Regions from separate parts of the Homo sapiens genome. Here regions 2, 3, 4, 5 and 6 are each linked to region 1. A link is an interaction called in ENCODE POLR2A ChIA-PET data of the cell type or tissue named here. Cell type or tissue: Panc1. All regions are shown on one strand. Region 1 has its middle 26 kb from the start of MAP3K10. Region 2 holds the start of ZNF780A (zinc finger protein 780A). Region 3 overlaps ZNF546 (zinc finger protein 546). Region 4 overlaps FCGBP (Fc gamma binding protein). Region 5 overlaps AKT2 (AKT serine/threonine kinase 2). Region 6 has its middle 13 kb from the start of FCGBP.

The links. Peaks named below come from ENCODE experiments on the same cell type or tissue, not always from the same donor. Only the 100,000 strongest peaks of a DNase experiment are listed, where the experiment ranks them.
Region 2: POLR2A ChIA-PET joins it to region 1 with 12 read pairs; 4 of 35 experiments call an interaction of 5 or more read pairs at or near these places.
Region 3: POLR2A ChIA-PET joins it to region 1 with 19 read pairs; 3 of 35 experiments call an interaction of 5 or more read pairs at or near these places.
Region 4: POLR2A ChIA-PET joins it to region 1 with 12 read pairs; 2 of 35 experiments call an interaction of 5 or more read pairs at or near these places.
Region 5: POLR2A ChIA-PET joins it to region 1 with 18 read pairs; 5 of 35 experiments call an interaction of 5 or more read pairs at or near these places.
Region 6: POLR2A ChIA-PET joins it to region 1 with 13 read pairs; 3 of 35 experiments call an interaction of 5 or more read pairs at or near these places.

What each region holds. Positions count from the first base shown.
Region 1 is chr19:40,162,950-40,167,949 of GRCh38, forward strand. No RefSeq gene overlaps it. Among named protein-coding and RNA genes, the nearest start is that of MAP3K10, 26 kb to the right of the region's middle. In Panc1, no CTCF peak of the experiment used is centred here; DNase peaks (open chromatin) are centred at 732, 942 and 2,622; H3K4me3 peaks cover 371 bases; H3K27ac peaks cover 167 bases.
Region 2 is chr19:40,090,670-40,095,669 of GRCh38, forward strand. It overlaps ZNF780A (zinc finger protein 780A), which reads right to left and starts at 274. Exons shown (of 6, transcript NM_001142578.2): 1 at 237-274. RefSeq lists enhancers at 7-548, 3,976-4,065 and a silencer at 96-425. In Panc1, no CTCF peak of the experiment used is centred here; a DNase peak (open chromatin) is centred at 302; H3K4me3 peaks cover 926 bases; H3K27ac peaks cover 1,074 bases.
Region 3 is chr19:40,014,998-40,019,997 of GRCh38, forward strand. It overlaps ZNF546 (zinc finger protein 546), which reads left to right. Exons shown (of 7, transcript NM_178544.5): 7 at 1-5,000. The coding sequence ends at 784. Among named protein-coding and RNA genes, the nearest start is that of ZNF546, 20 kb to the left of the region's middle. RefSeq lists an enhancer at 1-790. In Panc1, no CTCF peak of the experiment used is centred here; no DNase peak of the experiment used is centred here.
Region 4 is chr19:39,920,077-39,925,076 of GRCh38, forward strand. It overlaps FCGBP (Fc gamma binding protein), which reads right to left. Exons shown (of 36, transcript NM_003890.3): 3 at 4,307-4,656. Among named protein-coding and RNA genes, the nearest start is that of FCGBP, 12 kb to the right of the region's middle. In Panc1, no CTCF peak of the experiment used is centred here; no DNase peak of the experiment used is centred here.
Region 5 is chr19:40,274,363-40,279,362 of GRCh38, forward strand. All of the region lies in intron 1 of AKT2 (AKT serine/threonine kinase 2), which reads right to left. Among named protein-coding and RNA genes, the nearest start is that of MIR641, 5.8 kb to the right of the region's middle. RefSeq lists enhancers at 207-286, 797-866, 887-946. In Panc1, no CTCF peak of the experiment used is centred here; no DNase peak of the experiment used is centred here.
Region 6 is chr19:39,944,919-39,949,918 of GRCh38, forward strand. No RefSeq gene overlaps it. Among named protein-coding and RNA genes, the nearest start is that of FCGBP, 13 kb to the left of the region's middle. RefSeq lists a silencer at 1,704-1,998. In Panc1, no CTCF peak of the experiment used is centred here; no DNase peak of the experiment used is centred here.

The sequences.
Region 1 (5,000 bases):
TTTCATGTATTCACAATGTTGGGTGACCATCACCACTAACTCAAGCACATTTTCACCACCCTGAAGAGAAACTCTGTACCCATCAGCAGCCACTTCCTGCTTTCCCTTTCCCCCAGCCCCTGGCAACCAATAACCTACTTTATATCTCTATGGATTTGCCTCTCTGAACATTTTATACAACTGGAAGGATACATTTGTCGTGTGTGTGTGTGTGTGTGTGTGTGTGTGTGTGTGTGTGTGTGTGTGTCTGTGTGAGAGAGGGGAGAGGGGAGAGGGAAGGGGGGAGGGGGAGGGGGGAGGGGGGAGAGAGAGAGATGGTCTTGCTATGTTGCCCAGGCTGGTCTCAAGAGTTCAGGCCTCAAACGATCCTCCCACTTCAGCCACCTGAGTCGCCGGGATTACAGGCCCATGCCACCAAGCCCGGCTAATTTTTAAAAAATTTTTTAGAGATATGGTCTCACTACAACATTTATCCTTTAATGTCTGGTTTCATTCGAGGTTCATTCAGATGGCCAAGGCTGCTGTCACTGGGGACCTTCCTGAAGGGACAGCAAATATCATGACCAATAATGCAATCTGCCATACCTTGGCATGACAATACTGTTTCCAGATATTGTCACTATTTCTTCTCCATACTATTTTTTTTTTTTGAGACAGGGTCTTGTTCTATTGTCCAGGCTGAAGTGCAGTGGTACAATCTTGGTTCATTGCAGCCTCAGCCTTCTGGACTCAAGCGATCCTCCCACCTCAGCCTCCTGAGTAGCTGGGACTATAGGTGTGCACCACAAAACCCGGCTAATTTTTCTAGTGTTTTGTTGTTATTGTTGTTTGTAGAGATGGGGTTTTTGCCATGTTGCCCAGGCTACTCTTAGACTCCTGTGCTCAAGCCATCCTCCTGCCTCAGCTACCCAAAGTGCTGGGATTACAGAAGTGAGCCACTGCACCTGGCCTATCCATAGTCTTTGTTGTTTTTTAACCCTGTCCCTTTGAGGTTTATGCTATTGAGCTGTACTGCTTCCACTTCCCCTTAGCAAGCCTCCTAGACAGATCTGTTTTGGGGCTTTTTTTTTCTTTTTTTTTTTTTTTTTTTCTTTGACAGAGTCTTGCTCTGTTGCCACCCTGGAATGCAGTGGCATGATCTTGGTTCACTTCAACCTCCGCCTCCCGGGTTCAAGTGATTCTCCTGCCTCAGCCTTCCAAGTAGCTGGGACTATAGGTGCACACCACCATGCCCAGCTTATTTTTGTATTTTTAGTAGAGACGGGGTTTCACCATGTTGGCCAGGCTGGTCTTGAACTCCCGACCTCGTGATCCACCTGCCTCAGCCTCCCAAAGTGCATGCTGGGATTACAGGCTGAGTCACCGCACCCGGCCTTTTTTTTTTTTTTTTTTTCTTAGAGACAAGGTCTTGCTTGATTGCCCAGGCTGGAGTGCAGTGGTGTAATTACGGCTCACTGCAGGCTTGAACTCCTGGGCTCAAGCAGTTCTCCCATCTCAGCCCCACAAGTGGCTGGGACTACTGGTGCGCACCACCACACCAGGCTAACTTTATAAATTATTATTATTATTATTATTGTAGAGACTAGGTCTCACCTTTTTTTTTTTCCCCCCCAGAAACAAGATCTTGCTCTGTTGTCCAAGCTGTAGAGTTGTGGTGCCATGATAGCTCACTGCAGCCTCAATCTCCTGCGCTCAAGTGATCCTCCCTCCTTGGCCTCCTGAGTAGCTGGAACTAAAGGCACATGCCACCACACCTGGCTAATTTTTATGTTTTGTAGGGATGAAGTCTCGCATGTTGCCCAGGCTGGTCTCAAACTTGAACTCCCAGCCTCAAACAATCCCCTCTCCCCACCAAAGCCTCCCAAAGTGCTGAGATTTCAGGTGTGAGCCAACGCGCTGGGCCAGGTCCTCTTCTCCCTTGCTCTCCACGGTCTACTTGGAAATCTGAGAGTCGGCTGCGTGCAATGGCTCATGCCTGCAATCCCAGCACTTTGGGAGGCCAAGGTGGGCAGATCACCTGAGGTCAGGAGTTCGAGACCGGTCTGGCCAACATGGCGAAACCCCGTGTCTACTAAAAATACAAAAATTCGCCGGGCATGGTGGGTGAGCACCTGTAGTCCCAGCTGCTTGGGAGGCTGAGGCAGGAGAATTGCTTGAACCCGGGAGTCAGAGGTTGCCGTGAGCTGAGATCACGCCATTGTACTCCAGCCTGGGTGACAGAGCAAGACTTGGTCTCAAAAAAAAAAAAAAAAAAGAAAAGAAAAAAAGAAAAGAAAACAAACAAAAAAAAGAAATCCGAGAGTCATCCTTCACTCCTCCCTCTTCCTTACTCCCATAGCAGACCTCTTGGAATATCCTGGAAGTTCTAAGCCTGTCACTTCTCAGTCCCCACAGAAGTCACACTCTCCCAAGCCACCATCATCTCTGGCTTGAATTACTGCTGCAGGAGCCTTCCAAGTCTGGCTCCTACAATTAATTCATGATCCACCCAACAAGCACAGAACGTCAAGTCACTCCTCTCTTAAAATCCCCCATAGCTTCCCGTTTTCCCTTAGGAAGAGTCTAAAACCCTTAACTTTTTCTAGAAGGTTCCTCCAGGAGGTCTCTACTTGCTGTCTCAGCCTCGGACTCTCTGTGCTTCTTCAGCGTCCTGTGCTGGCACTCAATTACTTTAGGGGTTTCATGACACGGTTCTCTCCCTCCCACTCCTTTTCATCCTTAGGGTCTTAGCTTGCTCCCCGAGGCCTCCCCACCCAGTAGTTCTCAGTCCCCGTGTGCCCACAGCGCCCTCTACTGCCCCTTCCCAAACACGCAGCATGGGTGTGTTTGCCCAGCGCCTCTCTGCACACCCAGACTTCAAGCTGCAAGATGGCAAGCACTGCCTCCTCCACTGCTAAGTACCTGGCAAAGCAATTGTAGTCAGTAAATTTTTTTTCCCATTTTTTTTAATTTTTTTTTTTTTTTTTTAGGTAAAGAAAGGCATTTATTAGGTCTGGGCATGGTGGCTCATACCTGTAATCCCAGCACTTTGGGAGGCCAAGGCCAGTGGATCACTTGAGGTCAGGTGTTCAAGACCAGCCTGGCCAACATGGTGAAACCCCATCTCCACTAAAAATACAAAAATTAGCTAGGGGTGGTGGTGCATGGCTGTAATCCTAGCTTCTCTGGAGGCTGAGGAGGGAGAATCGCGTGAACCCAGGAGGCAGAGGCTGTAGTGAGCCGAGATCGCGCCACTGCATTCCAGCCTGGGCGATGGAGGGAGACTCTATCTCAAAAAAAGAAAAAAGAAAAGAAAGGCATTTATTAGAGAAGGCATGAAAATACGTTGCAAGAGTGCAACAGGCAGCACTGCAGAGAAGGGGCTGTCTCCTCTCAGTAAATATTTTTTTCAATTAAAGAATGAGTTTATCATACAAGAAGCCTGGAGAAAAGAAATGGTAAAGGTTGTGAAAGTTGTCAGAGTCAAAATGGAGTCACCAGGCCTGGCACGGTGGCTCAAGCCTGTAATCCCTACACTCTGGGATGCCGAGGAGGGCATATTGAGTTCAGGAGTTCGAGACCAGCCTGGGCAACATAGTAAAAGCCTGTCTCTACTAAAAATACAATTAGCCTAGTGTGGTGGTGCGTGCCTGTAATCCCAGTTTCTCAGGAGGCTGAGGTGGGAGAATCACCTGAGCCTGGGAGGTTGAGGCTGCAGTGAGCTGAGATCATACTGCTGCACATTCCAGCTTGGGAGACAGAGCAAGACCCTGTCTCAAAAAAGAATGGAACTGAAAAAAATAAATAAATAAACCCTGACACGGGAGTTCAAGAACACCCTGGACAACATAGCAAGACCCTGTCCCCCTCCCCCCCAAAAGAAGATGAAGAAAATTAGTTGGATGTGGTAGCACACACCTGTAGTCTCAGTTCAAGGCTGCAGTGAGCTATGATCTGGCCCCTGCACTCCAGCCTGGGTGACAGAGCAAGACTCTGTTTATAAAAAAAAAATTATAAAAATTTTTAAAAAAGAAAACCCTGACAGATAGAGATGGGGAAGGCCATGAAGAGAAGATTCTCAGGGTTGGGTGCCTGATCACAAAAACTATTACAAAAGACTCCAACTCTGCAAAACCCACAACCTTGCATACACCAAAAATACTTCTGCAAGAACATCTTCCCAGCAATTGCCTATCCAACTTCAAACTGGCATCATACCCGTTACTGATCTTTGTAGCCAAGAATAATTATCTCAAAACAATTATGTACTGCTCCTCATTTTTTGTTTAAAAACCTTTGACAGGCCGGGAGTGGTGGCTAAAGCCTGTAATCCCAGCACTTTGGGAGGCCAAGGCGGGCAGATCACTGAGGTTGGGAGTTCAAGACCAGCCTGACCAACATGGAGAAACCCCGCCTCTACTAAAAATACAAAATTAGCCGGGTGTGGTGGCGCATGCCTGTAATCCCAGCTACTCGGGAGGCTGAGGCAGGAGAATCGCTTGAACGTGGGAGGCAGGGGCTGCAGTGAGCTGAGATCGCGCCACTGCAGACTCCAGCCTGGGCCACAAGAGCAAAACTCCGTCTCAAAAAACAAAACAAAACAAAACAAAAAAAGCTTTGTCTCCCTTTGCCTCCCGGAATATACACAGAGTTTACTGTGACAACTGCATTCCTATTGCAATGCTCTGTTCCTGAGTAAATACCTTTTTCTTTTAGAAAAGCTCTGTTATTTAGGTTCACATGATTAATAGATGCAATGGTTAATGATTACTAGATAATTAATATTAATGGATGATTAATAATTGAGTAATAGATGTCATGGATAATAATTATGAATTATGATTAAATTAGCTTCCTGAATGTATTAGTCTACTTGGGTTGCTGTAACAAAATACCTTTGACTGGATAATTTATAAATAATAGAAATTTGGCTGGATCTGGTAGTGTATGCCTGTAATCCCAGCACTTTCGGAGGCCAAAGCAGAAGGATTGCTTGAGGCTGGGAGTTCGAGACCAGCCTG
Region 2 (5,000 bases), 72 kb before region 1:
AACCTCACGCACACACTCACAGTCCCCTCCGTCACTCATGATCTCACAATCCCCCTCCTCTGATACCCGCGCACACACACGCCTGGGGATCCGGCAGATCCCGTCTGCACCCCCGGGTTCCTACTCTGAGCGCCTCCCCCTAGGCCACCCGCACTGTCGGGTCAGTCAGGCTGGAGCCCCAATCCGCAGAGATCTCCCGCAGCCACAGATCTCTTCCTCAGACGTGAAGACCTTACCCCGCTATGTCGTCGACCCCGGAGACCGGAAGTGGACTGGCGCGGTGGCCGCTGGGAAATACAGTCCCGAACAGAAAAAGCCTCAGAAGCCTTGAGCTGTGATCCGTTCAGGTTGATCCCAGCATACTATGGGGGCTGACCCCTAAGGGAGCCGAGCCTAGTGGATTCGTGGGAGTTCCAGCCCGCGGGGTGCACAGGTTGTTGCCATGAGCAAGGATCCCCATGTGAGAAGAGCGTTTCCCTCTCGGAGCGTCAGTATAATTTACTTTTTCTCTCCATGGAGAATGCAAATGAGCAGAACTTTTAAAGAAGAAAGAAGAATTTAAAGTAAAATTATGTCAACATGTAGGTGCTTTAACTCCTTTGTCTCAGACCCCAGCGATAGGCTTCCACTTCTCTGTGCTATTTGAAGGGGACTTAGGATAAATTTGAAAAGCTTGAACTAAAGAATTGGTTGGTTATATACTAGGAGAGGAAGTGTGGTTCACATTGGAGATTTCAGAATCAAATGTCCTGGATTCTTCGAGACAATGTTCCTGTTATCTGGAGAGAAAAACGTGATTCAGGACGACATGGAAACGGATAAAAATACACAGATAATTACTTGCCTTATCTTGAAGGATGAATAATTAACACTTTGTTAAAATAGTATAAACAAATGCAAAAAAGGGCTTGCTTTTCCTAGGAAGAGCCTGATTTCACTGTTGTAGTCTAACAATATTTAACTTTCAAAATCATTTTTCTAGTTTCCTATGCTACATAAGGAGGAAACATGTAATAATAAAGAGCAAAACGTCTTTTCATTCCAGAATTGTGACAGAAAACAAATAAGATGATTAACTCAACCATATCAATAATCACATTAAATGTAAATGGTCTAAACACCTTAATTTAAAAAGATTGTCAGATTGGATTTTTTAAAAAGTCAGACCCAAATGTGCATCAATGATAGACTGGATTAAGAAAATGTGGCACATATACACCATGGAATACTATGCAGCCATAAAAAGGATGAGTTCATGTCGTTTGTAGGGACATGGATGAAGCTGGAAACCATCATTCTGAGCAAACTATCGCAAGGACAGAAAACCAAACACCAAATGTTCTCAGTCATAGGTGAGAATTGAACAATGAGAACACTTGGACACAGGGTGGAGAACATCACACACCGGGGCCTATAGTGGGGTCGGGGGAGGGGGAAGGGATAGCATTAGAAGATATACCTAATGTAAATGACGAGTTAATGGGTGCAGCACACCAACATGGCACATGTATACATATGTAACAAACCTGCACTTTGTGCACATGTACCCTAGAACTTAAAGTATAATAAAAAAAGATAATTAAATAAATAAATAAACAAAAAGTCAGACCCAAATGGGTGCTACCTACAGGTAATATGTTAAATGAAAAGCACTAAAAGGTTAAGAGTAAAAGGATGGAAAAATATACACCATCCTAACACTAGTCAAAAGAAAGCTGGAGTGGCTTTATTAAAAACAAAGTAGACTCCGGACATAGACTATTACCAGAGATAAAGAAGGGCATAATAATGATAAAGGAGATAGCTCATCGAGTAGAAAAAAACAAACATAAATTTTGCTCCTAAAAGCAAAGCTTCTAAGTATGGGAAGAAAAATCTATTAGATCGAAAAGGAGACAGATCCACAATTATAGTCAGATATTTCAATATATCTCTCTTGGTAATTGATAGAACAAACACAGAAAAGCAACAGGGTATAGCAGATTTGAGCTACATATCAACTTACTTGATCTCATTTATATTTGAGAACACTCTCCTCAATGACAGTAAAATTCATCTATGTGGACAGGGGATACTTACCAGTATAGGCCATATTCTGGGCCATAAAACAAGTCTCAATAAATGTAAGAGGATTCGAGTCATACAAAGCATATTCTTTGACAAAAATGGAATTAAATTAGAACTCAATAATAGCTGAATATATAATATATTGTCCAAAGTAGTACAAATTCGAAAAGGTATGAATACTAAGGTAATTGAAATTATGTAATGTTTGAAAAATTCCTGTATTAATTATAATATTCTGTTATATCCTAAAGGGTGAAACAATAACATATATACGTTAAAGCAAAATAACAATTTTGTAGTAAGGAAAAAAATTTTTAAGCTATTTATGTTGACTAAACATTAGAATAAAGCGGAGAATAATTATATTTAAGTATATTCTGATACTTTAATCGATTTCCTAACCAATATCACCATTCTTTTTAAGTATTTTCTTTCAATGTGGTCTATTATTTTTAAATTTTGATAAAATTTTATGCAATCTTCAATGTTGGACTTTATGTTTAATAAACTCAAAATTATAGCTACCTTCAAATGACTCTTCTCTGAACACCATACTTTTTAAACTGAGATATATACTCTGTATATACTAAGGTAACCAGAAGTCTCAGAATATATCCAATGAAATGGAAGATATCCTCACAAGTATTGTGAATATTGAATATGGAAAAATTAGATTGCAGTTCATATTCTTGTAGTTAATGTATCTTGCCTTCAAGGTACATCTCTTTTTTTGCCATCTCTTTTTTGTACCCTAAGAAGGGTACATTTCTTTGATAATTATCTTTACAAGGCAAACATATTGGTTCTATTTATGATTCCTTTGAATGTTAAGCCAAATTTAGATGCTGCAGTAACATAAGGCTTCTCAACTGCGCTCCATTCTGACACAAATTGCAAATTGATCCAGTTAAAAATTGGAGCATCATCAAAAGACTATTCCCATAGCTGAAGAAATTCCTCAGTAAAATTGAAGAATTTCAAAATTAAATCCTGTATGCCATCTGATATTTCATGACTTAATTCATTCAGTTTCTTTCTTAATTTGTAGGACTAAATCCCATTGTCTTCATGTTGGCCAGTTCTGATAACTGAAATTCAGTTGAATTTCTATGTTGAATAGGAGTGGTAAGAGAAGACATCTTTGTCTTGTGCCAAATCAACACAATCTTAAACAACCAAAGGATTAAAGAATGAATACAAAAATTTAGAAAATATTTTAGATAAATACAAATAAAAACACATGTTACCAAAGTTTATGATATGCTTATTACTAAGAGAAAAATTTATAGCTCTACATGCCTATATAAAAGAAGAAAGATGTCAAATCAACAACCTAACTGTACAACTTTAGGAATTAGAACATGAAAAATAGCAAAACAATAAATAAATAGAAGACAAGAAAGGAAGGAAATAATAAAAATAAGAGTGGAGTTAAATAGAGAATAGAAAAATAATACAGAAAAATTACAAAATTAAAAGTGGTTCTTTGAAAAGATCAAAAGAAGTAGCAAAATCTTAGCTGGATTGACTGAGAAAAAAATAGAAAAGACTCAAATTACTAAAGTCAGAGGTGAAAGTGGAGACATTACTAACCTTACAGAAATGAAAATGATTATAGAAGAATATTATAAACAATTGTATGCCAACAAAATAAACTAAATGGAAAGGAACAATTCTTTTTTTGCAATATTTATTTATTATTATACTTTTAAGTTCTGGGATACATGTGCAGAATGTGCAGGTTTGTTACATAGGTATACACGTGCCATGGTGGTTTGCTGCACCTATCAACCTGTCATCTACATTAGGTATTTCTCCTAATGCTATCCCTCCTCTAGTCCCCCACCCCCGACAGGCCCCAGTGTGTGATGAGGAACAATTCTTTACACAAACTGTCACTGATTCAAGAAGAAATAGAAAATCTTAAGAGGAGTGATGTCAGCAAGATTGGAGAATGGGACTTTCCAGCACTTAGCCCTCACATCAATTTAAACATCTGTTTACTCATGAACAAACTTTCACAAGAGCTAAAGTATCCAAGTAAGAGATTAGAGCACCTTGCTGTAGCACAGAAACAGGAAAAGATACATTAAAGAGGCTAAGAAGGAGCGTTTTGCATTACCTAGTCCATCACTCTCCCAAGCCCAGCCCAGAAATTATAGTGTGGTGAGATACCCTCCGTGTTAGAGGATGAATAAAGTGAACACCAACTTTGCTGTGGACCCTGGCAGCAGGACTACTCCACTGAAACCCAATGACCAGCTGGCCCCCTTGACCCAAACTCCAAGGTGGCACCCTCAGCTCCAGGCACAAAGCTGGCACCCACAGATCCAAGCTCCAGGATAACCCCCATGGATACAGGCTGTCAGCCTACCCAGCCCCTGTGGCTCCAGTCTCTAAGCTGGCTCCCATGGTCCTACACTCTGACAAACCCAGGGTTCAAACCCACTCCACCGCATCCAATATCCAGACCTGGCCCAGGAGACCCCAAGTGCCAGGCCAGCTCCTAGAGACCAAAGCTTTAGAACCACACCTAAAAACACAGGCTCCAGGCTGGCCTCCATATCCCTAGGACAGCACCCACAGCCTCAAGCTTCAGACTGACCCCTGTGGAATCCAGACCCAAATATGCCCCAGACCAGACCCAAGCTCCAGGCTGGTTCTTGTGACCCTATGCTCCAGTGGACCCAGGGTCCACGCCTGCCCAAGCGGATCCTGGAAGCAGGGTGACCCCTATGAGCTCAAGACCAAGGCATATTATGGGCCTATGTCCAGACCACCCCAGCACCAGGTCAACCTCTGTGGACCCAGACTTCAGGCTGGTTCCCATGGACAGTCCTCAGGCCTATCCATTTGTTGACCCTGGCACCAGACCAGCATGTCTGATAACTTCAGCAGTAATCCCACCCACAAACTTCTCTATACAGCCCACC
Region 3 (5,000 bases), 150 kb before region 1:
CAGTGAGAGCACCTACATATGTAAAGAATGTGGGAAGATTTTTAGTCGTCGCTATAATCTTACTCAACATTTTAAAATTCATACTGGTGAAAAACCCTACATATGTAATGAATGTGGGAAAGCCTTTCGATTTCAAACAGAACTTACTCAGCATCACAGAATTCATACTGGTGAAAAACCCTATAAATGTACAGAATGTGGGAAGGCCTTTATTCGTAGCACTCATCTCACGCAACATCACAGAATTCATACTGGTGAGAAACCCTACGAATGTACGGAATGTGGGAAGACGTTTAGTCGGCACTATCATCTTACTCAACATCACAGAGGCCATACTGGTGAGAAGCCCTACATATGTAATGAATGTGGGAATGCTTTTATTTGCAGTTATCGACTTACATTACATCAAAGAATTCACACTGGTGAGCTTCCATATGAATGTAAGGAATGTGGAAAGACCTTTAGTCGTCGGTATCATCTTACTCAACATTTTAGACTTCATACTGGTGAGAAACCTTATAGCTGTAAAGAATGTGGGAATGCCTTTCGTCTTCAAGCAGAACTTACTCGACATCACATAGTTCACACGGGTGAGAAACCCTATAAATGTAAAGAATGTGGGAAAGCCTTCAGTGTTAATTCAGAACTTACTCGACATCACAGAATTCATACTGGTGAAAAACCCTATCAATGTAAAGAATGTGGAAAAGCCTTTATTCGTAGTGATCAACTTACTTTACATCAGAGAAATCATATTAGTGAGGAAGTCCTATGCATAATGTAAAGAGAATACGATGGCCTTTAGAAAATGCCCTTTAGCAGAGAATTTGTAATTTAAGAAATTTTCTGTTTGTTACGGAACATGTGGGAATCCCTTTTACTTCATGCTCACAATTTATCAGAAATTATTTCGTATGTTAAAGAGTCGAAAGACTATAGCATCACTCAGTCCCTGTTAGACTTTAGAAGATTGATACTGATGCACTGCATCCCAAACCATCAAGGGCCTTTTCCCCTACAAACTGTTGTTGAACAGTGCTTCTCTAAAATGCAATAATAATGGGCCAGGTGAAGTGGCTCACACCTGTAATCCCAGCACTGTGGAAAGACAGGAGTTCGAAACCAGCCTGGGCAACATAGTGAGACCCTGCCTCATGGCTTTAGTGAGCCATGATTGTGCCACTGCACTCCAGCTTGGTGACAGAGTGAGATCCTGTCTCTAAATAAATAAATAAAATGCGGGCCAGGCACAGTGGCTCACACCTGTAATCCCAGCACTATGGGAGGCCCAGGTGAGCAGATCACCTGAGGTCAGGAGTTCAAGACCAGCCTGGCCAACATGGTGAAACCCCTTCTCTACTAAAATACACAAATTAGCTAGGCATTGTGGGGGGTGCCTGTAATCCCAGCTACTCAGGAGGCTGAGGCAGGAAAATTGCATGAACCTAAGTGGCAGAGGTTGCAGTGAGCTGAGATCGCACCACTGCACTCTAGCTTGGGCAACAGAGCAAGACTCTGTCTCTTAAATAAATAAATAAATAGATTACCAGAAAAATGAAAAGAAAAAAACAGACATACAAAATAAAAGCCCCAGTTTTTTATTATGGTATTTAACTGAGTTAACTCTGTCAGATTGCTGCAAACATTTCTAAATACTTGCTCTTGGTATCTATAACTTTTGCAGAGACCAGAAGCAAACAATTTGTGGGCCAGTGTCAACACATGGACCACACTTTATATAGCACTGTAACGGAAAATGATTCTGTTAATGTAATGAACATGGGAAAGACCAGCCTTGGCCTATCTTTATGATATATATAAATAATATAATTCTCATAATTCCACCTCTGCCTATGTGGTGTTTGGCAAAACATGCCCCTGTGCCTTGGTTTTTAAAATGGTAATAACAGTACCACCTAATAGTATTTTTGTGAGGATGAAATGCTAATAAAAGATAAAACCTTTAAAAGAGTATTTGGCACACAGCATTTTATCAATAAATATTGCTTTATTTTTTTCATTGGGGATACATTTAGTACATTCATGTGAGAGGAAGGCCCTGTGGGTGTAAGAAATTTGTAAAAACTGTCCATTACCTTTCACTCCTTATTTAGATTGGAATAATTAACTGGAGATAATATCCAGTAAAATAGATTAAACTTCCATTTATAAAGTCAGAACCTATCTCTGAAAATTAATGTGAGAAAGAAATCTCTAGATTTGATGGGTGTGAAGATTATGAGAGTAAAGTTTTGAAGACTCAGGGATAGCTGTAATGCTTTTTTCTTTTTATAACCCAAAAAGCAGGTATGTCAGTCGCTTTTTCTGCCCACAATGATAAATTAAAAACAGCCACTATCCATTTGGAAAACTTAAAAGAATAATGAACAGTTATGTTCTATCTAGATTCAGCAATTGTTAATATGTTGTCACATTTGGTTTGCTTATACATAATATTTACATATTTTGCTGTAGTATTTGAGTATAAATTGCAGATACTATAACACATCACATCTAAGAATAAAGGCTGCCTCCTACTTAATTGCTATATAACAATTGTCCAACCTGTCTGTGCCCCAGGGCAGCTTTGAATGCAGTCCAACAGAAATTTGTAAGCTGTCTTAAAACATGAGATTTTTTTTGTGATTTTTTTTAAGCTCATCCGCCATTGTTAGCACATTTTATGTGTAGCCCAAGATAATTCTTCTTCCAGTGTAACCCAGGGAAGCCAAAAGATTTGACCCCCAGTAACTTCACACCTAAGGAGATTAGCAATAATTCCATAATCTGTAATATTCAGTCTGTGTTCATATTCTCAGTTGTGTTCATTCTTTTCATTTGTGTAAACAATGCTTTTCATAGGTTATTTTTAAATTCAGGAACCAAATTCATGAATTACATTTGTGCATTGTTCGTCTCTTTTAAAGTAAGAATGGCCCTTCCCCCCACAACTTTATTGCAACATTGACTTTTTTTTTTTTTTTTTTTTTTTTTTTTTGAGATGGAGTCTCTGTCGCCCAGGCTGGAGTGCAGTGGTGCGATCTTGGCTCACTGCAAGCTCCGCCTCCCGGGTTCAGGCAATTCTGCCTCAGCCTCCCCAGTAGCTGGGACTACAGGCGCCTTCAACCATGCCCGGCTAATTTTTTGTATTTTTAGTAGAGACGGGGTTTCACCATGTTAGCCAGGACGGTCTCGATCTCCTGACCTGGTGATCTGCCCGCCTCAGCCTCCCAAAGTGCTGGGATTACAGGCATGAGCCACCGCACCCGGCCTTCCCAAAGTATTTTTAAATGTGCTTTTTTATCCCCAGTATTTCCCATTAACTGGAATTTGGGATTAGAGACCCAATTAGGGACAGATTAAATATTTTGGCAAGAATACTTAATGGGAGAAATTTTGTATTTCAATTTGTAACCCATTAGGTGGCATACAATGTCATTATACCACTATGGTATCCTTAGTTCATTCACTTGGTGTAGCAGAACATACATTCCAAAGATGGCCACACCAATATATCCCATTCTGCATGTTCATCTTACAATGTGATACCAACACTCCCCAAGAGGTAGAGCTCATGGTCCTTCCTTTTGAATCTGGCCAGGTGGGCCTGTGTTTATGGCAGGAATAACACTGTGATTTCCACGACTAAGTCATAAAAGGCAATACAGCTTCTGCCTGACCCACTTGGGATGAAGCCCAGCCACCATGCTATGAAGATGCCAAGTAATCACATAGAAAAGCTAAGTAAAGCTGTCCTGATTACAGCTGTAATTGAGGTAACAGCCGGGATCCAGCACCAAGTGTATGAGGGTATGAGCCTTCAGATGATTCTAACCCTTAGCCTTCAGGCTATCCTAGCTGGTGCTAAGTGGAGCAGAGAAAAGCTTTCCCCCATGAGCCTGCCCAAATTGCAGATTTACGTTTAAAATATGGCCTGTTTTAAGCCACTAAGTTTTGGAGTAGTTTGCCACACAGCGATAGGTAACTGAAATACTTGCTTCATATGGTAATCACCAGGTTTCTCTGTTGTAGAGCTAAATATTTCTTTTAATTTAGTAAACGATCTGTAGAGTAGTACTTTGGCATTTCGGAAATTTAAAATCTCCAATAATATAATGACACTAGATCAAAAAGAAAATGAAACCATAAAGGACAATTTAGAAATGAATGGTAAGATCAGAATTTGTGAATGTGGCCAAACCTGTGCTCAGTGAAAAATCAGTAACCTGTTAATATATTCAGGAAACAAATATTGAGGGCCAGCACTTTGTTTCTCCTGCTCACCACTCTACTCCCAGTGACTTAATACTGTCTCTTTAACATAGTAATCACTTATAAAACTGTTAAAAGAATGAAGAAGCATTAAACTCAAGAAACTAAGGGAAAAATAAGTCAATATAAGAAAGAAGGGAGGATCATTAAAAGGAGTTAATGAATTTGAAAATAAAATAGACTTATTAAGGCTTTGTGAAAAAATATTAATACTTGATTTTAGTATAGCTAATCAAAGGAAAAAGATAATTACAGCATTGTGAATGAGAATTGGATGTAAGTACAGATGGAGGAGATATTTTTTGTTTTATTGAAAATTTCAAGGAGGAAGTAATATCAAAATTTCACTAGCTCTTTCTACACTGATATTATAATCCTGATAATACAACAGATGAGGATAGTTCTTAAAAGGCAAAAATGTAGGTGAGTCATTACGAAGAAAGCAGAAATTCTAAACCATCAGCACATTCATTCAAAAACCTAGTAAAGCAATTAAGCAAAATAATTTGTTTACTTGGACTGTCCAGGGATAGATCTGTTCTAGTTTTCCAAATTAATGATGGGAAAGGAAGAGCTGATCCAGTCCAAGTATCTTCAAGATCCATGTTCTCAGTTTTTCTTAGCTTTAAATGGCCAAATTGTGGCTTAGATTGGATATGATAATTTCCTCAATGCTTAACACTGAGCACAATTTTTCACATATTTGAAATCAAGGTGTATCTTACAAT
Region 4 (5,000 bases), 240 kb before region 1:
TCTTGGACTTCCAGCCTCCAGAACACAGAGACGAGGTTGTGTTGTTTATAAGCCTCCCAGGCTCTGGAGAAGCCTGAAGTCTGACTAAGAACCAGGAGATAAGAACTATGTCTCTCTGTGCCCTGGGGCATCTTTTTTTTGAGATGGAATCTTGCTCTGTCACCAAGGCTGGGCTGCATTGGCACGATCTCGGTTCACTGCAACCTCTGTCTCCCAGGTTCAAGTGATTCTCCCACCTGGGATTACAGGTGCCTGCTACCACGTCCAGCTAATTTTTGTATTTTTAGTAGAGATAGGGTTTCACCATGTTGGCCAGACTGGTCTTGAACTCCTGACCTCAAGTGATCTGCCCACCCCTGCTCAGCCTCCCAAAGTGCTGGGATTACAGGCATGAGCCACCGTACCCAGCCTTTTTTTTTTTTAATTAATAAAAAAATTTTTTAAATTAGATATGGGGGTCTCACTATGTTGTCCAGGCTGGTCTGGAGCTCATGGCTCAAGCAATCCTCCCACCTCGGCCTCCCAAAGTGCTGGGATTATAGGTGTGAGCCACCGCACCCAGCCTGGGCATCTCTTTCTTACTCTTTCCTTACACATTCTCTGAGCTGTGCCAGAGCTGAGACTTGAAGTGGAGAAGTCTTAGCCAAGAGGATGGAATATGATAAAAGGAGCAACAGGAGAGAGGACAGCATGAGCAATGGCCCAGAAGGAAGACAGAGCATTCACTCATTCCGGCTCCCAGCAAAGCTTCTGTGAGTCCCACTGTGTGGCCTGCTCTGTGCCAGCTGGTGCTTTAGACACTGCAGTGATGGAGACAGGCCATGGCCCCATGCTCAGAGCTCTCAGTCCAGCATGGCTGCTCAAATCTGTTTCTCCCCTAAGTCCAGTGATCTCCATTTTAATTTTTCTATTTTTTTATTTATGTATTTTTTTGAGACAGTTTTGCTCTGTCACCCAGCCTGGAGTGTAGTGGCAGCATCATAGCTCACTGCAGCCTCGACCTCCTGGGCTCAAGCCATCTTCCTGCCTCAGCCTCCCAAGTAGCTGGGACCATAGGCAGGCGCCACCACACCCAGCTATTTTTTTTTTTTTTTTTTGGTAGAGATAGGGTCTCCCTATGTTGCCCAGGCTGGTCTCAAATTTCTGGGCTCAAGTAATCTTCCAGCTTCAGCCTCCCAAAGTACTGGGATCACAGGCGTAAGCTACCATGCCCAGCCAATCTCCATTTTTAAATGACACAAATAATATTCGTTCATTACAGAAAACTGAAAATGCACAGGAGCAAAAATGAGAAAAGAAAATCACCCTGTAGGCAGACACATACAAATGTATAGATCCTGTTGAGTTTTTTCCTACCTTTAGATATATTTACACTTAAAAAAAAAAAGACCATGCTGAAGTCACTATTTCATTAACTCCTCTCCTAACAATGTCTTGTGAGTATCCTACTATGATTCTGACAGTAGCTCTGCACCTTTGTCAAGTCACTGACCTCTGTGAGGATCTGACGGAAAAAAAAATGAAAGGCCGGGTGCGGTGGCTCATGCCTGTAATCCCAACACTTTGGGAAGCCGAGTTGGGCGGATCACAAGGTCAGGAGATCAAGACCATCCTGGCTAACACAATGAAACCCCAGCTCTACTAAAAATACAAAAAATTAGCCGGGCGTGGTGGCATGTGCCTGTAGTCCCAGCTACTCGGGAAGCTGAGGCAGGAGAATCGTTTGAACCCAGGAGGCGGAGGTTGCAGTGAGCCGAGATCACGTCACTGTACTCCAGCCTGGGCAACAGAGCGAGACTCCGTCTCAAAAAAAATAAAAAGTAGTTTTCAGAGAGAGGTATAAAATTCTGTATATAATTTCAAGGGATCTGAAGTCCGCCTGAACTTGTGCTCAACCCCTCCAGGGCTGAAGAACACCTCCTTTCACCAACTGATTATTAATCGCAGAGATCTACCTGCACACTCACAAAATCAGGGAGGTACAAGAATATTTATTTCAGGTCAGATACAGGGGCTTACGCCTCTAATCCCAGAACTTTGGGAGGCCAAGGTGGGAGGATCACTTGAGACCAGGAGTTCGAGACTAGCCTGGGCAACATAGCAAGACCTTATCTCTACTAAAAATAAAAATACTTAGCCCAGTATAGTGGCATGAGACTGTAGTCCCAGCTACTTGGAAGGCCAAGGCTGGAGGATTGCTTGAGCCCAGGAGTTTGAGGTTGAAGTGAGCTATAATCACACCACTGCACTTCAGCCTGGGCAACAGGGCAAGACCTTGTCTCAAAAAAAAAAAAATCAAAAAAATATTCATTGCAGTATTGTTTGTAATAGTGAACAATGTGTCCATCCACAGGGGACTGGTTGAATGAACCATGGTGTTCATATCCATATAAAGAATTGTGCAGATGTTAAAAAAAAATAGAGGCTGATAGAGAAACTGTTGATAGAGAAACTGTTTCAGAATGTATTGCTAAATGCAAAAAGCAAAGTAGAGAACACAACATATATATACACATATACATGTATATATGTGTGTGTATATATGTATATATATATATATACACATATATACTCTCTCTCTCTATATATATATATATTTTATTTATTTATTTTTTTTTTTGAGACAGAGTCTTACTCTGTCACCCAGGCTGGAGTGCAGTGGTGCAATCTTGGCTCACTACAACCTCTGCCTCCTAGGTTCAAGCGATTCTCCTGCCTCAGCCTCCCGTGTAGCTGGAATTACAGGCATGCGCCACCACGCCCAGCTAATTTTTGTACTCTTACTAAAGATGGGGTTTCACCATGTTGACCAGGCTGGTCTCTAACTCCTGACCTCAAGTGATCCACCCACCTAGGCCTCCCAAAGTGCTGGGATTATAGGCATGAGCCACTGCGCCTGGCCCTGAAGTTATTGAACAGGCAAAACTAATCTATGCTGGAAAAAAAAAATCAGAATTGTGATCATCTCCAGGAGTAGGTTGGGGACTGTTTGGTAAGGCACATGAGGGAATTTTCCCAGGTGATAAAAATATTCTGTATCTTAATGGGCAATTTGGTTACACATTTGCCAAAGGTGAACTATACAGTTAAGATTTGTGATTTTTGTTATATATAAATTTCACCTCCAAAATCAGCCAAAAGAAGTGTGAAAATATTATATTCTAGTTAATGACATGGTGAAGTCTTTTGGGTGATATGTACTCATGTCTGGAACTTTGAAGTGCATAAAAAATAAGAGAGATTGTGGAATGGACAGAGGGATGAACCGATGGATCAGTGTGTGATCAATCAAGAAGAGTACAGTGTTTAGAATCTAGATGATTGGCACCTGTAATCTCAGCACTTTGGGAGGCTGAGGCAGGCCGATCAGTTGAGGCCAGGAGTTCCAGACCAGCCTGGCCAACATGGTGAAACCCCTCTCTACAAAAATACAAAAATTAGCTGGGCATGGCGGCACATGCCTGTCATCCCAGCTACTCGGGAGGCTGAGGCAGGAGAATCGCTTGAACCTGATCCTGCCGCTGCACTCCATCCTGGGTGACACAGCAAGACTCTATCTCAAAAAAAAAAAAAAAAAAGAAAGAAAGAAAGAAAGAAAACTCTAGGCGATTGGCATATGAGCATTCACTGTATAAGAATTTCAACTTTGGACATTTTAATATTTTCATAATAACATGGCGAGAAAAAGGAAGTAATTGCTCTAGGCTGCTGTTATTCATATGAACTGAATAGAAATGCATTTACCAGAGTCAGGACAGCTGAGGGATTAAGAACAAGGACTCCAGAGCCAGCATGCCTGTGCCCTTAGCTCCACCTCTTACTAGCTCTGAGCCCTGGGGAAGTCACTAGCCTATCTCAACCTCAGTTTCCCAATCTGAACATGTTCATAATAATAATGCCTCCTGCACTGAGTTTGTGAGCATTAAATTCGTTAAGATGAGAAAAGTGCTAAGAAACATATCTGGTGCATAGCAGGTGCTCATTAAATTTAGTTATTTGGTCAACGTAAATCCCCCATTGCTGGATAATTTTTTGTTTGTTTGTTTTTGTTTTATGCTATTATAAACCATGTTGGCATGTTACCCCCCAGTCTCTGTCTCTGAATATCCTTTAAATTTCTAGACGTGGGATGGCTGGAGGGCAGGGTTCTAAGGTCCTGCTACTGATTTTCAAATCCGCCTCCCCACCCTCCAACTCCATGGCCCACTTCCCTGCACCCTGGTTTGAGGTCGGCCATTGGGCTTTGCCTCCGCCTTCGGACCCGCAGCTCATGGATGTTAACCCCCCAAAGCCCCCAGGTACTCACCAGGACGAAGCCAACTTCACCGCGGGTCAGCGACACAGAGTGGCTGTAGGCGCGCACAGTGACGAGGCCCACGTAGGAGACGCGGCGGCTGCCCCGGTGCTCGTTCTTGGCCTCCACGCTGAAGGCGGGCAGGGTGTCGTCCTCGCTGCACAGCTCCACCATCGTGTACGAACAGGTGCCCATCATGTCGTAGCGACGGCCGTCGAAGGTGGTGTAATGGGGGTCGCCCTGGGCGCGGCAGACAGCGGTGGACTCCGCCACACACCCGGCCTTCCCGCCTACCACCTGGCAGCGCTGCCCGGCTGCGCACTGCATGCCTTCGCAGGAGGGCTCCACTGGGGACAGTACAGCTGGGGAGGGAAGGGAACGGTGAAAAGAGAGAATCAGAAGTGTCCGCGGGGTTGTAATCCCAGCACATTGGGAGGCCAAGGTGAGGGGGGCGGATCACTTGAGGTCAGGAGTTCGAGACCAGCCTGCCCAACATAGTGAAACCCCATCTCCATTAAAAACACAAAAATTAGCAGAGCATGGTGGCACATGCCTGTAATCCCAGCTACTTGGGAGGCTGAGGCAGGAGAGTCTCTTGACCCCAGGAGGCGAAGGTTGCAGTGAGCTGAGATGGCACCACTGCACTCCAGCCTGGGTGACAAAGTGAGACTCTGTCTCACAAAGAAAAAAAGAAGAAAGAAGAGGA
Region 5 (5,000 bases), 110 kb after region 1:
ATCCTGCATTCATTCATTCCACAAATATCACAACAACTCTGCATCATCACTGCTCGGGTCACCAGGGATTCAGCAGTGACCAAAACAGAACTCCCTGCCATTGGGGAGTTGGGGGAATGAGGGAACAGGCAGCAAAATAAAAAATAAATACATACGCAAATTAGACAGGATAGCCAAAGCTAACAAATGCCATGGAGAAAAGGAGCACACGGAAGATTCAGTGCAGGGAAAGGGAGCAGGGGTTTCCGACTATACACAGGATGGTGACAGAAGGGCGCACTGAGGCAGCGCAGTCTGAGCAAAACCGGAAGCAGGTGAGAGAGCCGGGGGAGACCTGGGGAGGAACGCTGCAGGCAGGGGAGGAGCAGGGCTGAGGCGCGTTCGAGGCGCCTACAGGAGTGGGTGAAGGGGAGGGCCGGGAGATGTAGCTAGAGGAAGCTGGGGACCGCTGGGCAGGGCCTTGGGGGCCACTGTCAGCATTGTGGCTCTTATTTGGAGTGAGAGGGGAACTATCCGCCTGAGGCGAGCTGGGGAGTGGGGGAGGGGCAGCAGGTGGAACCCCTTGCACCCAGGGCAGGGCAGGAGTCCTTAGGGAGGCAGCCCTTCCTCTCCAGGAGCTGTCCCCAGAATAAGCCCTGGGCACTGGCCTGATGGGCTCACCACCTGCCTCACTTGAGAACCATGAGGACCTGCATGCAGCAGATGTGAAAACCGAGGATGGGAGAGATTCGGTGAATACCCACAGCGAGAGACAGCAGGGACACAGCCAAGGAGCCCGGACCCCTCTCCTCCGAGCCCTGAGCTGCCTCCACCTCCTTCTGCCTTTGCTCCCAAGAGACAGGGCCACCTCCCATCTTGTGTCGCCTCCTCCCACACCCCGGCCAGCCCTTCCTTACCGCCCCTGATGTGCACGCATGCACGGGAGCCCTCCAGTTGGACTGCATGGGGAATCCCTGACCCACGTCGCTCTGCATCGCCACCACCTCCCTGGGAGCTCCAGGGCAGGGCCCAGTGGCAAAAGGAGAAACCAGTGGGTCTGCATCAAGGCTAATACTCAGTGAGCACTCACAAAGCACCAGGCATGGATTAATGTTCATCTTCACAGCCAGCCTGTGTTACTATCCCCGTTCCTCACATGGGAAAACTGAGGCCCAGGGAGAGAGCCACATGCACACAGTCACAGCGAGTAGGTGCAGGAGAGGGACCGCAACCAGAGCAGAACTAGCCCACAGACCTTTCCATAACGACAGAAATGTGGTTACTAAATGTTTGAATGATGGCTAGTGCAACTAAAGAACTGACTTTTTACTTTTCTTTAATTGTAATTAATTAAAACTTAAAAAGCCATATGTGAGTCCGGGCACGATGACTCACGCCTGTAATCCCAGCACTTTGGGAGGCTGGGGGGGGGGGGGGTGGGCGGGGGGCGATCACAAGGTCAGGAGTTCAAGACCAGCCTGGCCAAGATGGTGAAACCCTGTCTCTACTAAAAATACAAAAATTAGCCAGGCGTGGTGGTAGGCGCCTGTAATCCCAGCTACTCGGGAGGCTGAGGCAGAGAATCGCTTGAACCCGGGAGGCGGCGGTTGTAGTGAGACAAGATCACACCACTGCACTCCAGCCTGGGTGACAGAGCAAGACTCCGTCTCAAAAAAAAAAAAAAAAGTCCATACATGGCTAGTAGCTACCATTCTGGAGTGCAATTCTATAGAATTCCTGCTAATTAAGCACCGGGAGCTTAAAGGCAGGAGGCAGGGATGTGACTCTCACAGGCCCAAGAGGAGCCAGATCATCCCAGTGCGGCTGGAAGCTCCCATGCTATACCCCATCTCTCCCGCACCCCAACGCAGCTTACCTGGGGAATTGGAGCAGGACTCAGGCCCAAACTCACACCTCTAGTCAACTCAAATCCTGACTCTACCACTTCCAGGCTACACAGGTCACTTCTCTGAACCTCAGCTTCCGCATCTGTAAAATGGAATCTTTTTTTTTTTTTTTTTTTTTTTTTTTTTTTTTTTTTTTGAGACAGAGTCTCACTCTGTCGCCAGGCTGGAGTGCAGTAGTGCGATCTTGGCTCACTGCAACCTCTGCTTCCCAGGTTCAAGCAATTCTCCTGTCTCAACCTCCCGAATAGCTAGGATTATAGGCACCCACCACCACACCTGGCTAATTTTTGTATTTTTAGTACAGACAGGGTTTCACCATCTTGGCCAGGCTGGTACTGAACTCCTGACCTCGTGATCCACCCTCCTCGGCCTCCCAAAGTGCTGGGATTACAGGTGTGAACCACCGTGCCCAGCCTGTAGAATGGAATCTTAACACCAATCTGCCCAAGCACATGTTTATGTTATCTCAAAAGATAATTTTTGCAGGCCAGGTGCAGTGATTCACGCCTGTAATCCCAGCACTTTGGGAGGCTGAGGGATGTGGATCACTGGAGCCCAAAAGTTCAAGATCAGCCTGAGCAAAATAGGGAGACTCCCATCTCTACTGAAAATTGTTTTAAAAAAATTAGCCAGGTATGATGGTGCATGCCTGTAGTCCCAGCTACTCAGAAGGCTGAGGTGGGAGGACCACTTGAGCCAGTGAGGTCAAGGCTGCAATCAGCCATGATGGTGCCACTGCATTCCAGCCTGGGTGACAGAGCCAGACCCTGTCTCAAAAAAATAATGAAAAATTTAAAAAGATGATTTTTCTGATAACCATGGGTTGTCCTGGGGACCCAATGAGATGGCTTCACACACAGCTGGGGACAGGGCCAGTGCTTGAAAAATAGGTGGCAATTACATAAAGGACTCTGACATCAGGGGCCGTCCTGAGCCTGTCAGAGCCATGCAGTGGCAGCTAATGTTACTGCTGTCACTACTTGGTTCTAAAGGAATCATCCCAATAATTTCCAACATGCCCCTACTAACTTTTTGAAAATATCATCTAAATGAAAACACACAGCTAAAAAGAGTCAATGCCCTGCAGACACCTCCTCCCACCCGCCAAGGCCTTCGGACACCAGTTTGAGAAGCTGGGCTCTAGGGCGCCCTGTCTCCAAAGCAGAATATGGTCTGCTTTCTCCATCCCTGGCTGCCACCTGAATCCAGCCAGCTCTCTCCCACACAGGTCCCTCCCCACCCACCTGTGTCCCTTCTCTTTGGGGATAAAGCCCTGGATCCCCATCATAGCCCAGGCCCTGAGCCCTGCCACCCTGCTCTCTCCCCCTCACCCACTCCCCCGGCTCCAGCTACATGGGCCTGCTGTTCCACCAGCACATCCAGATATCGCCTTCCTTGCGGCCTTTACCTGGCTGCACCCCGTCCAGCCCACTTCCTCGGGCTCTCACATCACAGGGGCTCCTCAGCAGCCTTCCCAAGCCCCTCTCCCACCCAGTCCAGCTAGATCTCTGTTCCCTCCTTCAGCCACACCAAGCACTCACAGGCCAATGCAACCTCTCTGCCACCTCCGATCGCATCCAGAACTACACGTGGCACATAGAAGTGATTCAATCAATATTTGGAGACAGATGGAACACACAAATGACCAAGAACAGCCAAAGGCTGGCTCCTGAGGCTGTTCAGCAATCAGGCCCCTAGGGCAGTGGGGAGGGGGTGCCTCCCATCCTCATCTCTTCCCCCTGGGCCCCCCTTGGGAGGGGCCAAGGTCATGGTATTGGGGGTGGAGAGAAGCAGCCACACCCCACATCCCAAGCAGGCATGGAATGGAGTCATTTCTGGATTACTGAGGCCTACTTTGTGCCAGCTCTGTCTAGGAGAAGAGAAAGCAGAAAAGAAATCATGATGACAACAGTGACAACTCCAGTCATAGCAGGCAGGGCAAGAAGATGAGGCTGTCTTCAAAAGGCAGCTTCGCCGACAGAGCAGGGTTCAACCATCATGCCTATTACTGACTTCCAGCAAATCCAATAACCTCTCTATGCCCGTTTCCTCCCCTGTACAACGGGGACGATCGGGACAGCGAGCTGCCAGGCTGTGGTGAGGATGAGTGAGAGCAGACACCTTAAGCTCTGCAGCAGTGCCCAGCACTGAGAGGCGAACTACTCACGAGAATGACCCCAATATTCTATGTGGCTTCCTGGGCCTCAGTTTCCTATCTACGAGATGGGAGTGCTAACACTGCCCACCTCCCAGGCTGCTGTGCAGGTTTGTAGAGCTAATATGCAGCGTCTGGTTGGGCAGGAGTACAGTGGTGGGAGTGATTCACATTCCTGTCTGGAGCCCTCCCATCAGCTAACAGGCCCTACCACTCTCTCCCAAGGACCAACAACGAGCCTGTGCCCACTGCCCTGCAGAGCCCCTTCTGTGCTCTCAGGTGCCCTCAGTCCTGTCTGGCAATCACCAGGAGTAGCATCAGCCCAAATTCATCCCGCCGCCTCCTCAGGAGGCCTGTGCTTTCCAACGCAGCAGCTCCGTGCATCCTCCCCACCGCCCCACTCAGCAGGAAGGTTCCCGTTTACAGCTGAGCAAAATGCACCTTAGGGAGAAGAAATAAGGCCCCAGAGCTCCACAGCCACCGAGAGGGGTGCCAAGAGCAGGGTTCTCACCCACGTCAGCTACCCCCGGGACCAGGTCACTCAGCAGCCCCAGCTGGGTAAGTGTACACCAAAAACCCACCAGACCATGAAGAACTTGAAGCCAGGCTGGAGAAGAGAACCGGGGAGCGGCAACTGCCCCAGCCCATTCGGAAAGGGCCCACAAAGTGGCAAACCGAGGAAGACTTGGGTTTCTGGCCTCACCCTTAGAAACAACATCTGCGAACGAGCTTCTCCAGCAGGACGGCTGGGCTGAAGAAACTCCTGCTGGGACCTCTGACATGCAGTCTCCTCTTGGCCGACCCGGCTTGCTGTCCCTCGCTCGGCACAGTCAGAGCACCTGGGCCCTGCTGTGGGTGCCGAGTTGGCAGTGGGTCCTGCCCCAAGGGGGCCAGGCTGAGCTCCCACCCAGCGCCCCTCCCACACTCACTCCCTCCCTCCTGGTCCTGCTCCCAGGCTG
Region 6 (5,000 bases), 220 kb before region 1:
GTACAGTGGGAGCATGATTCATGCCAGGCCCTCACCATGTCTTGAGTATGACCTGTGCACCTAATAGGGAAATGATCCCAAACTATCTTACCCAGCTGGGGTAATATTTTATTATTATATTGTCTGCTAAATTTTCCCCAAGTTGATAATGTATTTTAAAGCCTGATTTAAGTCTTCATCTATTAGAAAGTTTGTCTTGAGAAAGGACTGCTCCAATAGGTCATTTTAAAAGGGCTGAGCTTTAAGTTCCCCTTTGGGGTGGATCTTATTCTTAGTAAGGCAATAGGGAGGCACTTAATCCATGATTTCTGGGCTTCTTGGCATAGTGTAGCCAAGGTTCTTTTTAAGGGTTTGATTCATTCTCTCAACTTTCCCAGAAGATTGAGGATGCCAGGCAGAGTGAAGTTTGTATTGGATGCTAAGACTGCTAGACAGCCCTTTGGTGACCTAGGTGATAAAAGACAGCCTGTTGTCACTTTGTAGGGAGGCTGGAAGCCCAAACCTAGGAATTCCTTGTTTAAGCAGCCATTTACTTTTTGTTTGTCTGGTTTGGTTTGGTTTTTAATTTTTTTTTTGACAGAGTCTCGTTCTTGTTGCCCAGGTTGGAATGCAGTGGCACGATCTCAGTTCACTGCAACCTCCACCTCCAGGGTTTAGGTAATTCTCCTGCCTCAGCCTTCTTAGTAGCTGGGATTACAGGTGCCCTGTGCCACCATGCCCAGCTAATTTTTGTATTTTTTTTTTTTGAGACGGAGTCTCGTTCTGTCACCCAGGCTGGAGTGCAGTGGTGCGATCTCGGCTCCCTGCAAGCTCCGCCTCCCGGGTTCACGCCATTCTCCTGCCTCAGCCTCCCGAGTAGTTGGGACTACAGGCGCCTGCCACCATGCCCGGCTAATTTTTTGTATTTTTAGTAGAGATGGGGTTTCACCGTGTTAACCAGGATGGTCTCGATCTCCTGATTGTGATCTGCCCGTCTCAGCCTCCCAAAGTGCAGGGATTACAGGTGTGAGCCACCGCACCTGGCCTTAATTTTTGTATTTTTAGTAGATGGGGTTTCACTATGTTGGTCAGGCTGGTCTCAAACTCCTGGCCTCAGGTGATCCGCCCACCTCAGCCTCCCAAACTGCTGGGATTACAGGCGTGAGCCACTGCACCCGGCCTTTAAGCAGTCATTTACAAACTTCAATTGCTTTTTCTGTTTGTGTGGGGAAAGCTTCCACCCAGCCTGCGAAAGTGTCTATAAAAATCAGAATATATTTGAATTCCCCTTTAGGGGTATCTGTGTAATTCGCCAATCTTCTCCAGGATAGGTCTTCTTATGCTGCACTGGGGCAGAGCCAGTGGATGGGCTCAGGAATTATTTCTAAGACAAATTTCACATGCTTGAGTTACAGAGTCCACTGTGGCTTTTTTATTTTTATTTTTTGAGACTGAGTCTCACTCTGTCACCCAGGCTGGAGTGCAGTGGCATGATCTTTGCTCACCGCGGCCTCTGCCTCTCAGGTTCAAGCAATGCTCCTGCTTCAGCCTCCTGAGTAGCTGGGATTACAGGCATGCGCCACCACACCCAGCTAATTTTTATATTTTTAGTAGAGACGGGATTTCACTAAGTTGGCCAGGCTGGTCTCGAACTCCTGACCTCAGGTAATCCACCCACCTCAGCCTCCCAAACTGCTGGGCTTACAGGTGTGAGCCACTGCACCTGGCCCACTGTGGCTTTTTCTTTCTTTCTTTTTTTTTTTTTTGACAAGGTCTCGCTTTGTCACCCAGGCTGGAGTGCAATTGTGCAATCTTGACTCACTGCTGCCTCAAACTCCTGGGCTCGAGCAATCCTCCCACCTCAGCTTCCCAAGTAGTTAGTACCACAGATGCATTCCACCATGCCCAGATAATTTTTAAAAATGCTTTTGTAGAGACACAGTCTTATCGTGTTGCCCAGGCTGGTCCTGATCTCCTGGGCTCAAGCAATCCTCCTGCCTCAGCCTCCTCAAATGCTGGGATTACTGGTGTGAACCACCATGCCTGTTAGGCTGTAGCTTTTAAAGCCTTGCTCACTAGGAGATTTTGGATTAAATTCCATAGTGAGTCTCTCTCATAATGAGTTTCCTCATGAAGTCTTTTGATGACTTTCCATTGGTCAGCTTCTGGTAGGAAAAGGCATTGTTGCTGATCTTCTAGCCACCCTGACCATTTAAATTATACCCTCCTTCATCTGCTCAGTTTTTTTTTTTTTGATGGAGTCTCGCTCTGTTGCCCAGGCTGGAGTGCAATGGTGCCATCTCAGCTCATGGCAATCTCTCCCTCCTGGGTTCAAGCGATTCTCCTGCCTCAGCCTCCCAAGTAGCTGGGACTACAGGCATGCACCACCACGCCCAGCTAATTTTTGTGTATTTTAGTAGAGACAGGGTTTCACCATGTTGGCCAGGCTGGTCTCGAACTCCTGACCTTAGGTGATCCTCCCACCTTGGCCTCCCAAGGTGCTGGGATTACAGGCATGAGCCATCACTCCTGGCCAACCACTGCCAACTTCTTTTTTTTTTTTTTTTTTTTTGAGATGGAGTCTCGCTCTGTCCCCTAGGCTGGAGTGCTGTGGTGCGGTTTCAGCTCACTCTAAGCTCCACCTCCCGGGTTCACGCCATTCTCCTGCCTCAGCCTCCCAAGTAGCTGGGACTACAGGCGCCTGCCACCATGCCCAGCTAATTTTTTGTGTTTTCAGTAGAGACGGGGTTTCACCATGTTAGCCAGGATGGTCTTGATCTCTTGACCTCGTGATCCGCCTGCCTCGGCCTCCCAAAGTGCTGGGATTACAGGAATGAGCTAACGCGCCCGGCCCAGCTGCCCGTTTGGCAGCTCTATCAGCCTGGTTGTTTCCTTGGCTGATTAAAGAATTGTCTTTTTGATGCCCTTTATAGGACATAACAGCTATTTGGGCAGGGAGCTTAATATGGTTTGGCTCTGTGTCCCCACCCAAATCTCATCTCGAATTGTAATCCCCTCATGTCAAGGGAAGTACTTGGTGGGAGGTGACTGGATCACGGGGGCAGTTTCCCCAATGCTGTTTTCACAATAGTACGTGAGTTCTCATGAGATCTGATAGCTTAAAAGTGTGTGGCTTCCTTCACTCACTCTCCTGCTGCCATGCAAGATGTGCCTTGCTTCCCCTTCACCTTCCGCCATGATTGTAAGTTTCCTGAAGCCTCCCAGCCATGCAGAACTGTGAGTCAATTAAACTTTCTTTGTTTATAAATTACCCAGTCTCAGGTATGTGTTTATAGCAGTGTAAGAACAGACTAACATAGAGATGAACTGCCTCAAGGAGGAATAAAATCGCTTCATTGGGTTTTGTCGGGGTGCTCCTGGCAGTTAGCATTCTCCTCTTTCCAGACAGCTGCATGAGTATGGAGCATTAGGAATCCATACTTAGAATCAGTATATATATTAAGTCTCTTCCCTTCTTCAAGCTGAAGAGCCCTTAACTAAGGCTTGGAGCTCTGCTTCCTGAGCTGAAGTGCTTAGGGGAAGTTATTTTGCCTCTCTGGTCCAGCGTAGGCTGACAATAGCATGTTTTGCCTTCCGGGCTCCATTTTATTTGTTTGTTTGTTTGTTTTTTTAGATGGAGTCTCGCTCTGTCACCCAGGCTGGAGTGCAATGGCGTGATCTTGGCTCACTGCAACCTCCGCCTCCCAGGTTCAAGCGATTCTCCTGTCTCAGCCTCCTGAGTAGCTGGGATGACAGGCGCATCACGAGCCCAGGACTTCGAGACCAGCCTGGGCAACATGGTGAAACCTGTCTCTGCTAAAATACAAAAAATTAGCTGGGTGTGGTGGCGTGCCACCATGCCTGGCCTGCAGGCTCTATTTTCTACAAAACAACCCCCATCTGTAAACCATTCTTCATCTGGATTCTCTCAAGGGGTCTCCCGTAAATCTATCCAACTAGAATAGATCTGCTCCAAAGTTTCCACATAGGTGTGTTCCAGTGTCCCCAAGGTGGGCAAGGGAAGGAGGGTGGCAGCATTCAAGGACTCATATATCTTTAAGGTCAAGTCTGGGGTGTCTAACAGTGGGGCTTGATTTTGAGTTAACCTTCCCCGAGTTAGCCAGTGGCTCCCTTTGATTTCCAACACATTCTGGACCTGGTAAGGAGTATAAACTTCAAGGGATTGGCCTAGCATGAGTTTGGAGATATCCCTGACCAGGAGGCTGGTGGCTGCCACTGCCCTAAGACAGCCAGGCCACACCTGGGCTACTGGGTCCAGTTGATTTAAAAAATAAGTCACTGGCCTTTGGACAGGCCCTAGCTTCTGAATTAGGACTTCCAGGGCTTTGCCCAGAGAGGTGGAGGCTATCTGGAAACCCCGGGGGTAGCACTGTCCAAGTACAGTGGGGAGCTTCCTGAGTCTCTGGATCCTTCCATTCAAAGGCAAAAATGTAGGTGGAGTCAGGATGCAGCATATATTAAAGAAAACATCCTTTAGATCCAGTACAGTGTAAAACTGTGTGCACCCAGGGATTTGAGAGTGGAGTGTGTATGAATTAGGGACTGAAGGATGTGTGGGAACAACTGAGTCATTCACTACTCTAAAGTGTGGAAGAAACTGGTATTCTACATTTGGTTTCTTCACAGGCAGGACTGGAGTATTACAAGGGGACTGCAGGGCTGAATTAGTCTGTTCTGTATCAATGTTTCCAGGAGGGGCCATATCCCTTGTAGGGCTTCTGGCCTCAAATGGTATTTTGGCTTGCGTGGGTAGGGTAGGCCTGGCTTAAGCTTTATTTTAATATTCTCCTCATTGATGACCTGTCCTGAAATGTTGGTATCCCATACAGACTTTTCCACTCAAATCAATATCTTTTCTAGGACTGGGGGTAGCTTCTGATCTTGGGGAACCAAAAGGGCCAGTAAATGGATTCCTTTCTCAGGAGGCACTGAGACTTGTATGGCATTCCCCTGGAGGGAAACTGAGGCTCCCAACTTAGATAATAAGTCATGAACCATTA